Linked DNA regions of Homo sapiens: region 1 is linked to region 2. Evidence: chromatin loops called from intact Hi-C (ENCODE). Cell type or tissue: chondrocyte. All regions are shown on one strand. Links, peaks and the distances in the headings refer to the core of each region. The heading gives the core; the rest is flanking DNA. Region 1 has its middle 68 kb from the start of OLFM1. Region 2 has its middle 9.9 kb from the start of OLFM1.

Region 1 (4,381 bases), core at 66-4,065, 78 kb before region 2:
GAGGCTGGGAAGGGCTAATTAGCCTCAGATTTTCCCAATTGTCCCTGCTTTTCACAAAGATCCATCTCAGATCTTCTCCTCAGTCATATCACCCTATTCAGGCTCATTCTCCAGGTGAGATGGGACACGTTTACTCAGAGGACAAGTCACCCTGCATGCATCAGTCTCAATTCCAGGACCAGAGGACATTAATAACTCCACTTCCACTCCCAGAAGATAGTGGCTCTGCACGCAGGTCTTGCTTGAACCTCGAGAACAAACAAAACTGCCTGGGGCTCCAGCTCCAGATAATCTCTCCAGCCCCATCTCACCACCTCTCCCTGAGCTTCGGGCAGTATTCCAGACATACCGGAAAACTTTTTGACAGATCACATTTCTAATTAAGTTTCTCTTTCCATGAAATAACATAGCTGATTTCTCTTCTTCTTCTTCTTCTTCTTCTTTTTTTTTTCATTTTCCAATTAGCATTTTGGAACTTAAAAAATGTTGGCCAGGCATGGTGGCTCACGCATGTAATCCCAGCCCTTTGGGAGGCTGAGGCAGGAAGATCACGAGGTCAAGAGATGAAGACCATCCTGCCCAACATGGTGAAACCCCGACTCTACTAAAAGTACAAAAATTAGCTGGGTGTGGTGGTGCACACCTCTATTCCCAGCTATTTAGGAGGCTGAGGCAGGAAAATCGCTTGAATCTGGGAGGCGGAGGTTGCAGTGAGCTGAGATCACACCACTGCACTCAAGCCTGGCGACAGGGTGAGACCCCATCTCTAAAAACAAGTTAAAGGACCATTATGGCAAGATGGATATAAGCTCAGACTTTGCTGTCATGGAGTTTTAGGTTTGAACCCTGGCTCTGCTACCCATCGGCTCTGCAGTCTTGAGCCGGGACTTACACTCCCTGATCCATGAAATGGGGAGGTAATAATAGTGGCTTCCAGGGTTGCTGTGGATTACATGAGATAGTGCATGGGGAGCATTCAGCATGAGCCTAGCACAGACTCATGCTGGAGAAGCAGTGGGTGCCCATGAAATTTTTATGAAGCATCCTGTTATGAAGATACAGAAAGACAAAAGAAAAGGAAAGAATGGAGGAGGGAGGGAGGGAGGGAGGAAGGAAGGAAGGAAGGAAGGAAGGAAGGAAGGAAGGAAGGAAGGAAGAGAGGGAGGGAGGAGTGAAGTAGTAAAAAATCTCCAACAGGGCCATTTGGGAGGAGAGACTAACATAACAACACTCTCTCTCATCTCAAATACTAGAGTGGGCTTTAAATTGGATTTGAGCTCTGACCCTCTAAAGGAGCTATTTCTAGAGTCTCCCTCTTTGAAAATGGAAGCAAAGATAGGACCCCAGCTCTTCTGCCTGAAAGCCTTGGAAGAGGAACGGCGGACTTGGAGCCACGTGGGAGGCTGTTCTCACGTCCTCCCGCTCGCTCTTCACAGACATTCCTAATTGATTAGCTCGTTCCCTTCCATCCAGCTTGGGCTCTGCCCCACAGGCCTCATCAACTCGGAGAGTGGGGTCACGCCGTCACGTGGATAGAGCTGGAGAAGATGGGAAATTCTTGGCCTCTTGGAGCTAAGACCTTGAGGCAGCTTGGGAGGTCAGCACCATGGACAGATCCCACTGAGGCGCGGGCTCTCGGACTTCTGGCCTCTGGGCGTTGCTGCTGCTTTTGCCTTTCCAGGGCCCTGCCAGCACCTGAGGAAGCATGGTCAGAGCACTGCGTAGGCGGGAGAATCATCCCATGCTCACACCTTACTGACCACCAGGCTGCAAACCAGAGGCCCGCAGTGGAGGAGAAAATGCTGAGCTTGCCAGGCAGTGCTAATGAAACTTGAGACCTTTCCTAAGTTTCTGGAGACCTCTGTCCCTACTCCTTTTAATCCAGTTTTCACTTCCGCATGCAGCTTGTGGAAGTCCAAAATCTGGTTATTGCCAAGGAATGAAAACTGCATATTTTTCCAAGATAGGTAAGTCCCATCCAAAGCTGGGGAGAAGATGCGTTGTCTCTGGGGGGACCTGGTGGCACTGGGAGCTTCTGCAGCGGTGGATTCATCCAACACAGAAGTAAATGCAGCTCTCTGATGTGTGCAACAGAATGCCAGCTACAGTCATCATCGGACGCCCCGTGCCAGGCCCGTGCTAAGTGTTCCCTGTGCATGACCGAGGTACCTATTCCTGCTCCCTTCCACGCTGTTGATAAAGCAATTTCGGGAGGATGAGGGGCTTTCTTGTGGCTGTGCAACCAAAGGGAGGGGCTTCGAGGAAGTCAGATTTTCTTTTCTATTTTTCTTTTCTCTTTCTTTCTTTGTTTTTTTTTTAGATGGACTCTCACTCTGTCACCCAGGCTGGAGTGCAGCCATGCGATCTCAGCTCACTGCAACCTCCACCTCCCGGGTTCAAGCGATTCTCCTGCCTCAGCCTCCCCGAGTAGCTGGGATGTCAGGCACGTGCCACCACACCCAGTTAATTTTTGTATTTTGACTAGAGACGGGGTTTTGCCATGTTGGCCAGGCTGGTCTTGAACTCCTGACCTCAGATGATCCACCCACCTCAGCCTCCCAAAGTGCTTGGATTACAGGCGAGAGCGACTGTGCCTGGCCGGAAGTCAGATTTTCTTTGCCAGAAGAAAACGCCTGCATGTCAGCCAAATGCAGACCCTAATGATCTGTGTTCCATCCTGTGACGTGAGGAGGAGGCTGTCCCCTGGGAACAGCATGGCAGGCATGCACCCAGTATCTCTCCTATCATTTTTCCTTGGCAGCAACAGTTTGATGCAGCAGGCCTGGCTGCCAGTGTTCAGATCTACACAGCACTGACGCAGGGACTGCCCATGGGACCCAGTTCCAGTGATGAGATGTAAGCAAAAGTCCACTGTGGGGGGCTCCTGGAAGCTGCTGGTTTCTTCATTAGAGGAAGCAGACTCAGCTGCTCACATCTTTTGTCTTTTACCCTTTCCCCTTCCAACAGCCTAGAATGTGAATGATGTCCGGGGCACTGCAGCTGTTCTGTGGCCATGAGGCTGAGAGTGGGACGATGAAGGAGCCTGCATCCATATTGTTCCTCTGGAGTCACCACAGTGGGCATGATGGCAGGCCTCTGGACTTATTGTTCTGTGGAAAAATAAATCTGAATCTGGACAAGCCCCCGTGGTCAGGCTTCTGTGACACACAGCTGAATTCCACCTCGACCTGGTCCCCCATCTCACTGGAGCCTCTAATGAAGGAATACATTTAGACCGCCCTCTTGGTCCTGTGCAGGACGAGGCCTTGGGAAATGGATGTGAAAACTGAACTGCTCCTCTTGACAGTTGCCTGGACCAGTTCTTTTCACAGACAGAAGGATACGAGATAGCAATGCTTAGCTTTGAGTGGCAGAATTCACTGCAGAGTTTCAAGGAAGCCTAATCTCCATCACAGAAAAAAAGCAGACTTGATTTTGGCTTTGCAGTTCACGAAGAATATCCTATCAGCCTGTTGGACTTGGAGCTACCTGCATCAGGATGACCTGGGGAGGCTGTGGAAATAGATTCCTGGGTCCTGCCCAGGCTCCCTTCATCACAATCCCTGAAGGAAGGAGGCAGGAATCTGCAACTTCAACAAGCTCCGGCCCCTTCCCCTTTGAGTCCTACACCTCTACAGTTGAGCTCCTGACCTGCTCCAATGTCTATTCTCACGTGGGATGTCCCCTAAGCCTTACAAAGCATGCATAGCCCCAGCCCCTCACCCAGCCCAGGGCTTCTCTTGCCATGGGATTTCTCTGACCTTTCCAGGGAAAAGGCCCCTCAGCTGCTACTCTTCCCCATTGAGAACGCTTAGCTCAGCCCTGAAAGAAACCGACATCAAACTGGCTGGAAAGAAAATTGCTGCCCCTGCAGTTTCAGGCAAATGTACAGCTGGGGACAGAGGCCTCAACGCATGGCCCATCCATCTTCTCTCCCTGGGTCAGCCACAGCCCTCCTGAGCCAGCAACCACTGCCGGCCCTTGACCTCTCTCAAAGCACCTCCTCTCTGCACGTTGTGTGTGCGTGTGAGTGTGTGCATGTGTGCACGTGACTGCTTATGTGTGCATGTATGCAGGTGTGTACGTGTGCACATGTGTGTTTGTGTGTGTGTCTGGCCATGTCGGTTCATGTGTGCATGCGTGTTAGTGAGACAGCACACTAGCTGCTCTCCAGGCCCTCTGCACAGCCATGTGCCTGTGTGTGTGCACACACATATATGTAAATAAGATATATGTTAGCTCCTTTCCAGGTCTTCTGCACAGAAGCAGCGTGATGAAGAGAAAATCCATTCAGGCCATATTTCTATTGAGCAGTTAGCAATGTCATCTCCACAGCCGGTTACTGCATCTCTTTTAGGTGTTCGGCCCTGAGCTAGAAATT
Region 2 (4,381 bases), core at 205-4,204:
GGGTCTGCCCACTTCTCAATGCAGGCACCTAGACTGGCAAACAGCTGGCCCAACTCCGAGACCCAGCAAACAGTAGTCACTCAATAAAACCTGAAGGCAAACAGTCACAGTGACGGTTGCCACTCAAGCCTGTTCTGTGTTCACTGACAGCTTGAACCCCACCAGGGGCATCCAGGGGTGTCATGTTTTAGGAAAGGCCAGGCCCGGCCTGGGGATGCGTGGCTAATGAGGAGAGCTCCGCTTCCATCTTCAAACACTTCAAATACCCTCAACCCACGTGGATTGAGCATTGGATGTGAGAGTCAGGGTTTCCAGGCCCTTCTTCCTGCTGCAGCCTCTGTCTGCAGCCATTTCTGTCCTCTTCTTCTTCTTTTTTTTGAGACAGAATCTCGCTCTGTCGCCCAGGCTGGAGTGCAGTGGTGCAGTCTCGGCTCACTGCAACCTCTGCCTCCTGGGTTCAAGTGATTCTCCTCCCTCAGTCTCCTGAGTAGCTGGGATTATAGGCGTCTGCCACCACGCCCTGCTCATTTTTTGTATTTTTAGTAGAAATGGGGTTTCTTCATGTTGGCCGGGCTGGTTTTGAACTCCTGACCTCAAGTGATCAAAGTGCTGGCCTTAAAGGTATGAGCCACCGTACCCAGCCTCTGTCCTCTTCTTCTTTCCCCCGGGCTCACTAGTGGACCCAGGTGCAAGCCTGGACCCAGATCAAATATCCTCCTTCTCCAGAGCTGCCTCCAGCTTCCAAAACAGAACTCACTCCCCAACTCCTACCCAGAGCACTCGGTGCAGACACTTCTTTTGCCACTGAAACACATGATTATGGCAGAGCCTGGGGTCTTCCCTCAAAGCAAGCCGGCCCCAGGTGCCAAGCGGCAAGGGTTTGGACTCACTTAACATTGTAAGCCCAGAATTGACCGAGTTAAATCTAACCAGCTGGTACCCAGGAAATGCTTGTCTAAGGAGAGGATGAGTGAGCCAAGGAAAGAATGGGGTTGGGGGTCTGTAGCAGGAAGGGATTTTACTCAAGAATCATCTTGTTTAATCCTCCTTGTGAAACAAGGAAGGTCAGGCTCAGAGGGGTTAAAGGGCCTTTCTCAAGGTCACACAGCCAGTGTCTGGTGGGATCGGGGTGAGAATGAGGCCATCTGGGTTCAAGGTTGTTGCTACAAAGCTTCCCAGCCCCTTTTACCCTATCACGTACAAAAAACATTCTTCACTCTGAAGGGAAGCCTGGGGGGTGTGGCGGTGGGCCTGGAGCCCAGGGAGTCCCTGCCCTGCCCCACCTTCCCCAAGGCCCAGAGATCAATGCCTCTGGACCCTGCCCCGGAAGCTCAGTACCATGCCACTTTACCCTGCTTCTCTAAGAGCATGAAATACCAGTCTTTTGTTGAAAATCACAGAGCAAGACCATGTGAAATGTCTTTCTGTCTGAGGACAAAGTTCACCTGGCCCCACAGCCTTGCGTGTCGTAGGCCATCCATCAACGGTTGGTGTTTGATTGAGTGTCTCATCGTAAGTAAGCTGTCGGGAGAACAGATGGCCCCGCCATGTGCTCCACTCCCCCTGCCTGTCCGCCTGAATCCTCCAGGCAGCATTTCTTAAGTGCAGGTAGGATCCAGGCGTTTCTGACATCTTCTTATGTCGACGTATGCTCATTTAGAAACACAGTGGCCCTAGAATCGCATGTCCATCCCTTGGAAGGAGCTAAAAGCAAGGATGTGGCTGTTGGAGCAATTTACCTACAGTGGAAGCGGGAGGCAGACACCAGGCAGCTCCAGCACCCTATCCTGAAGCCCAGACATGCTTCTTCACTCACTCACAAATATGAGCAGCATTGCTCAGGGAACCCGCAACGCATAACTTTGGAATCAAGAAAGTAAGATGCTTGGGGATGGATGTCCCCCAGTAGCTCTTGGAATCAGAGCAGGCTGGTCCTGCCCCCACACCCATTCCCGACCCCAGATGCCATCTTAGAGGTCAAAGATGAAAGTCACCTGGCATAACCCCAGTGGGGCCCACCCAGGTGGGGACTAGGGTAGCCAGGCTCTCGGGTGCTGGTGCTGAGCCAGCCACTCTCTGCCCCCTTCAGAGACTCAGAAACGTTGACGTGATTTCACCTGCTGAGGCTTTTTTCCAAAATCCCAACACATTAGGATAACTGGCCTCCAATGCAAGATTCCGAAAGCACAATTATCAGAAGCCAGCCTGGGGAAGGTGGAGCTGTACCATGAGGGTGGGAGGTGCCTCCTGGCTGAGTCAAGGGACACATTCCCCTGAGACAGCCTGTGGTTCAGCTTCAGAGAGAGGAACATGCCAGGCCAGCAAAGAAAACAGCAGCATTTCCCTTCCTGACCCGCGGAGGCTGTGGGCTGGCGGAGCTGACCAGGGTCCTGAAGGTGGCTGGCTGGGCCCTGACTCTAAGGTGTGAGGATGCAGGGGTGTGACCAGGGGCTGGCTGGGGTTCGGATGTCCAGCACCCTTCGTGTGGATGGACAAATACTTTCACCACTGAGACAAGGCTTCTAATTGAAGTTGAACCAAAAGTTTCTCCCCAGAACAGGGAATCTTTAAAAAGACACAAAGAGGAGAACTTAGGGAGGAAAAGCATCTTTTGGCCTGGGCATGGAGGCTTCAGGGTGCCATTAAGGCTTGGAGGGCCCTTGGGTGCGGCCATGTCCAGGACCACCCAGAATCAGCCATCTCTTTGCCAAGGTGTCTCAATAAGACACAGGCATAGCCCTTTGTGGGGCAGCTTGCCACTAATCAGGACCTGGTTGGCTCTTCTCTGCAGGTATCTGCTCCCCTGTGTGTGCATGTGTGTGTGTGTGTGTGCACATGAATGAATGCATCTGTCCAGCAACAGTGCACAACCACCACCCTCCACCAGGCCTTCCTGGGGCCAAGAAAACCTCTCCTAGAGGCCATGCAGAACCTCTCCAGGAGGGACTGGCTGATCGTCTGGGCAGCACCAGGAGAAGGGCTCTGAGGGTAAGCGGGACGACATAACCCCACTGCTGGATTGGGATTTGGACTGCACATCCTGGGCAGAGCCAGGGAGCCAGCGTGGGCTTCCAGGCAAAACAAGGGAAGCTCGTTCAGTGTCTTCTCTCCTGTGGTCTTCCTCTCGCTCTCTGGCCCTCCCATCTTCTCTGCTTTGTTTTCTCTTTTATTCTGAGGGAGATGGAGGAAGGGAGGAAGGAAAGAAGGGTCAGGGGCAGCTGGGGCTTGGGGCCAAGGTACTGGCTGCCCATCACTTCCTGGACTTGCAACTCCAAAGGGCCAGAGTCTCCCAGTTCAGAGCGTGGCACAGTGGCATCATTGAAAGGGCATTTTAATGTCACTCCCAAGCAGCCCGGCTCCCTCGGCTGGCAGGCTCTTCCGAGCACCATAGTGCCAAAGCAACCCTCCCAGTTCGGCGCTCACAGACAGCCCTTCTCCTCCCCCAAGACCTGCCAGCTCCAATATGCATCTTTAAAATGGAGAATACCAAGCAGAGACCTTTCTCTATTGATACATTGTTCAGGGTACGACAAGCCCGTTTGAAATGCCCACGATCCCCACACCAGCACGCCACAGGGCTCCTCACTCACCTCCTGCCGGGCATGTGGCCACAGCCCCCCAAGCCCTGCATATTAAGCCAGCAATGCACACAGCTGGCCGGCACGCTGGCTGCCCTTCCAGGTCTCAGCGGCACAATCCCCACCGCCTGTTTCTGGAGCCCCCAAGGGCAGCGTTATGCCCAAAGGGAGGATGAGCCACTCAGGGGTGTGTGTTGGGGGTAGGACTAAGGTCCCGCCACCTCTGAAAATGCCTGGGGTCTTGGCTATCCGGCTCTCACTCTTCCCCCTCCAGATGACAATAGCAGCCAAAGACCCCCTCGTGCTGCCCTTTGAACTTCTCAGCAGGGAGTCGGGGGCAGCGGAGTCCTAGGAAAAAGGGGGCAGCTGTCAGCTCTGCTGAGCCGGGGCTGGAGGAGCGCCGTCTCCGGTCAGCCTGCACCCCTCCCTCCCACCCAGGTCCAGCCTAGCGCCCTGGCCCCCTCCCCAACCCCGGCACTTCGGGCGCCCAGGCCGGGGGCGCGGGGCGGCGCGGAGCCAGAGCCGTTCCCGGACTTTGTGGGGCTCCCGAGGGGCCGGGCCGGGCGCCTGGCAGGGAGGAAAATGGCGTTGGATGCACGTACTTGAGTGAGTTCAGTGCCCATCAGGATGAGGAAGAGGAGGCTGAGGAGCTTCCGGGCCGGGTGCATGTCTCGCTGCCACCTCCAACGACCTGGCATGCAGGGCCCTGGGTGCTGGCCGGCCGGCGGCTGCGTGGACGCGGACGCGCTCCGGCTCTGGCCCCGGCTCCGCTGGCTCCGGCGGCGGCGCCTGGCTCGTGTCCC

What was found. Hi-C counts contacts between places; a loop is a spot of excess contacts. Peaks named below come from ENCODE experiments on the same cell type or tissue, not always from the same donor. Only the 100,000 strongest peaks of a DNase experiment are listed, where the experiment ranks them.
Region 1: it touches region 2 in a loop (8-fold over the local background); 4 of 110 quality-filtered maps call a loop at or near these places.

Annotation. Positions count from the first base shown.
Region 1 is chr9:135,153,948-135,158,328 of GRCh38, reverse strand. No RefSeq gene overlaps it. Among named protein-coding and RNA genes, the nearest start is that of OLFM1, 68 kb to the right of the region's middle. In chondrocyte, for the core only: no CTCF peak of the experiment used is centred there; a DNase peak (open chromatin) is centred at 1,633.
Region 2 is chr9:135,075,602-135,079,982 of GRCh38, reverse strand. It overlaps a transcript of OLFM1 not described here. Among named protein-coding and RNA genes, the nearest start is that of OLFM1, 9.9 kb to the left of the region's middle. In chondrocyte, for the core only: no CTCF peak of the experiment used is centred there; no DNase peak of the experiment used is centred there.